Regions from separate parts of the Homo sapiens genome. Here region 1 is linked to region 2. A link is an interaction called in ENCODE POLR2A ChIA-PET data of the cell type or tissue named here. Cell type or tissue: PC-9. All regions are shown on one strand.

What was found. ChIA-PET counts read pairs that join two places held together with the same protein. Peaks named below come from ENCODE experiments on the same cell type or tissue, not always from the same donor. Only the 100,000 strongest peaks of a DNase experiment are listed, where the experiment ranks them.
Region 1: POLR2A ChIA-PET joins it to region 2 with 6 read pairs; 5 of 35 experiments call an interaction of 5 or more read pairs at or near these places.

The regions. Positions count from the first base shown.
Region 1 is chr12:3,015,998-3,018,497 of GRCh38, reverse strand. It overlaps TEAD4 (TEA domain transcription factor 4), which reads right to left. Exons shown (of 13, transcript NM_003213.4): 6 at 972-1,100. Among named protein-coding and RNA genes, the nearest start is that of TEAD4, 58 kb to the right of the region's middle. In PC-9, no CTCF peak of the experiment used is centred here; no DNase peak of the experiment used is centred here.
Region 2 is chr12:2,892,127-2,894,626 of GRCh38, reverse strand. The region is part of intron 1 of TULP3 (TUB like protein 3); the gene reads right to left. Among named protein-coding and RNA genes, the nearest start is that of TULP3, 2.5 kb to the right of the region's middle. In PC-9, no CTCF peak of the experiment used is centred here; a DNase peak (open chromatin) is centred at 1,446; H3K4me3 peaks cover 454 bases; H3K27ac peaks cover 2,066 bases.

The DNA.
Region 1 (2,500 bases), 120 kb before region 2:
GGGCCCTGTGGTGTGGGGGTGGGGGTAGGACCGGGCAGGGCCTCCACTGGGAGGAGAGGCTGGAGCCCGAGGCCTCGCCTAGCTAGTGAATGCTAACAGGCCACAGCAGCACCCCCAGAGTGAGTTTCAGGGGGCTCTCAGGCCCTGTGGAGGAGGGGCTCCATGGGAAAAGCACCCAGGTGTGGTCCACACAGCACAGGGCAACTCCTGCAGAGTCACAGTGCAGACCTAAGGCTCAGAAAAGTCCCAGTGCCAAGAACCCACTTAATGCCAAGGGTCCCAAACTTACTCACAGAACCACTGTGTCCTATCTGTTTAACATGCAGATGGACTAGTGCTCTCTGGGACGCACTTTGAAAAATGCTGTGGCCTGGCACTGCCCCTTCCCCACGTGCCTAGGGCGGTGCTGCAGGTGCCTTGAAGACTCATTTAGTCCCTGGAGCCAAGAAAGCCCCTGTGAGGAGACAGCTCTGAAAAGGGGCCTTTCTGGATCATTCTGAGAGTGTGGCCAACATGGTCATGGCTGGGAAAGTTAAAATCTGACCAGGGGTTTGTTTTTGGGGCACCAGCTCTCCACCTGGCAGGAGGGCAGGAATGAGGCTGCGTGGCACGAGCTGCCCAGGTACATGCTGGTCTCAGGCTTCCGCTCAGCCCCCTTGGCTTCAGCTTCCTCATCTGTAAATTAGGCCAACATGGCAGAGCTACCAGGTGGTCAGCTCCTGGAAGCTCCCCCTTCCCCCTTGTGAAGTCTGTGGAGTCATTGCCGAGGACCCCAAGAAAGCCGTCCCAATACCAGCCAAGCCGGGATGTGTGTGGCCCTTGGGTCCTTGTTCCCTCCTTCCCTGACTGCCCTGGCCAAGAGGACTCAGGTGAGAGAAATCTGGGCTGGCCAATGCTTCTGGCTCTTCTGAACAGGGAGGAGGGAGGAGGAGAGGGCTGGCCTGGCCTCCAGCTCTCGGCAGCCCACTTACCCCTGAGACTGCTGGGCGGCCGGGGCCCCGGGCGAGGGCCATGCTACTGTGGAAGGCCGTGGCGGAGATGATCTGTGCAGACGACATGGCAGCCATGCTCTGCAGGGCCTTGTCCTTAGCTGCCTGGTCCTGGGGGAGACATTGCAAGGGAGGACCTCAGCAGGGTCACTAGTCAGGCTGAGGCCAGGCAGGTCCGGCCCTCGGGTCAGGGAAGCTGTCTCGCTGCCAGTGGCCAGAGCTGGGGGACCAGGCGTTAAGTCTGTGCCGTGCTATTAACTTGTTTTGCAACTGAGAAAGTCAGCTGGTTTCTCTGGTCAGTTTTCTCATCTGTCAAAGGGGCATGATACTTGCCCTGCTTCTTTCATCAGAGCTTACAGAGACATTATCTGTCATTTTATTAATTACGGGGCCACCTTCTATGCCTTGCTCACCTCTCTACCACAGGTGCCTAGCTCAGCACCTGTCTTGTGAAAACGATGCATGAATATCTGCTGGATCCCTCCTCGAGTGCACAGGAAGCATCATCCCTGGCCACACGGGCTGTCTGGAGGCAAGAGACCACCTCCTGTGGCCCCTCCTGCCTCAGTCCTGCCCTAAGGATCTCCCTGGGCACTGTAGGCACCTGGGACTCACCCATCTTTCATGTGTCAGAGTGTAAATACCCACTGTCTGCCCTCCAAAGGTTCCAAGACCCCAGAGGATGGGTTCACCCTGAATAGGCCCGGAACAAATAAGCACACAGGGAAAGCCACTTGGATGGCACGGGTAACAATAGTAATCGTTTGTTATATTCATATAAGCCAGTGGTTTCCATCCTGAGTGCCCGAATTCCAAAGGTCTTCAAAACCAATGACACAACATTCCCTATTTCAAGAAGCCTAATGGAAACTGTGTCTTTTTCTTCTTCTTTTTTTTTTTTTTTCCAGAGACAGGGTCTCACTCTGTCGCACAGGCTAGAGTACTGCACAATCATGGCTCACTACAGCCTCAAACTCCTGGGCTCAAATGATCCACCCATCTCAGCCTCCTGAGTAGCTGGGACCACGGGCATGCGTTACTGTACCCAGCAGGGATTATCCAAAATAAGACCACACACACACGGGCTGGAACAGCAAGTATTATTCACTGTCTGCAGCTTTATCGGGGCTAAATGGCTCGACTGAGTCAACTCAGGGGCTCTGATTAGAAATTTGATACCTGGCCGGAAGTGGTGGTTCATGCCTGTAATCCCAGCTCCTGGAGAGGCTGAGGTTGGTAGATCGCTTGAGCCCAGGAGTTCTAGGCCAGCCTGGGCAACTTGGTGAAACCCTGGCTCTACAAAAAATACAAAAATTAGCCAGGTGTGGTGGTGTGTGCCTGCAGGCCAAGCTACTCAAGGAGCTGAGGTGGGAGGATTGCTTAAACCTGGGAAGCAGGGGCTGCAGTGAGCTGAGATTGCACCACTACACTCCAGCCTGGGCAACGGAGCAAGAATCTGTCTAAATAAATAAATAAATATCTTTATGATGATTATTATTTTTTCAGACAGC
Region 2 (2,500 bases):
ACTGCACCTAGCCTATTATTGAGCTTTTTATCTTGACAGATCTCTTTTTTGTGTGCGTGCGTGTGTGTGTGTGTGTGTGTGTGTGTGTTTTTGAGACGGAGTCTTGCTCTGTCACCCAGGCTAGAGTGCAGTGGCACAGTCTTGGCTCACTGCAACCTCCACCTCCCTGGTTCAAGCGATTCTCCTGCCTCAGCTCCTGAGTAGCTAAGATTATAGGCACCTGCCACCATGCCTGGCTAAGTTTTGCATTTTTAGTAGAGATAGGGTTTCTCCATGTTGGTCAGGCTGGTCTTGAACTCGTGACCTCAGGTGATTTCCCCCCCCCCGCCCCGCCCCCCCGCCATCTCGGCCTCCCATGGTGCTGGGATTACAAGTGTGAGCCACCATGCCCAGCCTACTGTTTATATTTCTAAAGAGAAATCATGGTATATGGACAAACCACCGACTGGGATTTCTTAGATGACTCCAGCTCACAAGGTCACACCACAGTGGGAAGCACGCCTTCAATTCTCAATTCTCTATCACTTACAAAAGGCCAGATAGGGCTCAAGTTCCAGCACCAGCCAACCCCCGTCATCTCCAGGGAATCTATATTATAAAATGCCTAGCCTCAACAAAGGTCCTGAGTGTTGTTTCAAATTTCACCTCCAATTTTCACTAAACATTTCTGATATAAGAAAATAGGCCAAGCCTGGTCGCTCACACCTGTAATCCCAGCACTTTGGGAGGCTGAGGCAGGAGGATCACTTGAGACCAGGACTTCAAGACCATCCTGGGCAACATAGTGAGACCTTGTCTCTACAAAAAAATAAAAATTAAAAAAAATATTTGTAGTTAATAATTTCTCTATTTTGTTGAAAATAAATCTGCTTCATGATAAAAGTTACATAATTCCAAGAAAAAAAAAAAACACAGAAAACCTAAAAGTTGGTTGTTATCCTTACATTGAAAGGCAGTAATACAGAAAATTCTATCAATGTATTTCATCAAAAACATTAAACAGCCAGGCAGGGTTGGGGGGCTCACGCCTGTAATCCCAGCACTTTGGGAGGCCGAGGCGGGCGAATCCCCTGAGGTCGGGAGTTCAAGACCAGCCTGACCAACATGGAGAAACCCCCTCTCTACTAAAAATATAAAAATTAGCCGGGCACGGTGGCGCATGCCTGTAATCCCAGCTACTCAGGAGGCTGAGGCTGGAGAATCACTGGAACCCAGGAGGCAAGTAAGCCAAGATGGCGCCACTGCACTCCAGCCTGGGCGACGAGAGCGAAACTCCGTTTGGAAAAAAAAAAAAAAAAACACATTAAACACACAACCTGAAGCCCAAAAAGAGAAAAAAGCAAGAGACTCCCTCTTAGTAACAAATGAGTTAAACACTGATAGAAGTTGCACTAACATTACAGAGGGCAGGAGAAACATTTGGTGACTCACACATTCCCCTTTGATGTCAATTTTACAATTTAGGGCCAAGTGCAGTGGCTCAGGCCTGTAATCCCAGAAGTTTTGGAGGCTGAGGCAGGCAGATCACTTGAGCTCACTTCGACACCAGCCTGAGCAACATGACGAAACCCCACCTCTACAAAAAATACAAGAAATTAGCCAGGTGGTGCCACGCACCTGTGGTCCCAGCTACTAGGGATGCTGAGGTGGGAGGATCGCTTAACCTGGGGAAGAGGTTGAAATTAGTTGAGATCGCCCACCACATCCTAGCCTGGGCGACAGAGTGAGACCCTGTCTCAAAAAAAAAAAAAAATTAAAATTAAAAGAAAAGAAAATAAAATTTAAAGAGCTAGTTTCTTTCGGAAGAACAAGGAGGGGGCCAGGCGCAGTGGCTCACGCCTGTAATCCCAGCACTTTGGGAGGCCGAGGTGGGCAGATCACCAGGTCAAGAAATCGAGACCATCTTGGCCAACATGGTGAAGCCCCGTCTCTACTAAAAATACAAAAATTAGCTGGGCGTGGTGGCGCGTGCCTATAGTCCCAGCTACTCAGGAGGCTGAGGCAGGAGAATCACTTGAACCCGGGAAGCGGAGGCTGCAGTTAGCCGAGATCGCACCACTGCACTACCGCCTGGCGACAGAGAGAGACTCCGTCTCAGAAAAAAAAAAGGAAGGAAAAGCCTCTTGGTCCCAATTTCAAAGTCAATCCCGCATCCCGTTTTTTTTTCCCCAAAAAATCTGAGTCATATCAAACATCTGGTACTCATGAAATTTACTACTTTAAATTCATGGAATTAAAACTGAGCGCCCACAACTGAACAAATATTTTCGGAATTCAACCAGAGATGCTGAATACTAACTTTATCTCCTCTACCACTTACACCTGTAAATGTAGTTTTCTTCCTCGACTTGGGAAAAAAAAAAGCACAGTGAACAAATTTCAGAGTGCAGCTATCACCTCAATAGAACTTGACGAAAAAGGAAAATACATGTTCTTTACCCCCAACAACTTTGTGACAATTTTTAAAAATGGTTTAAAATTGTTTAAATATCTACTAGTG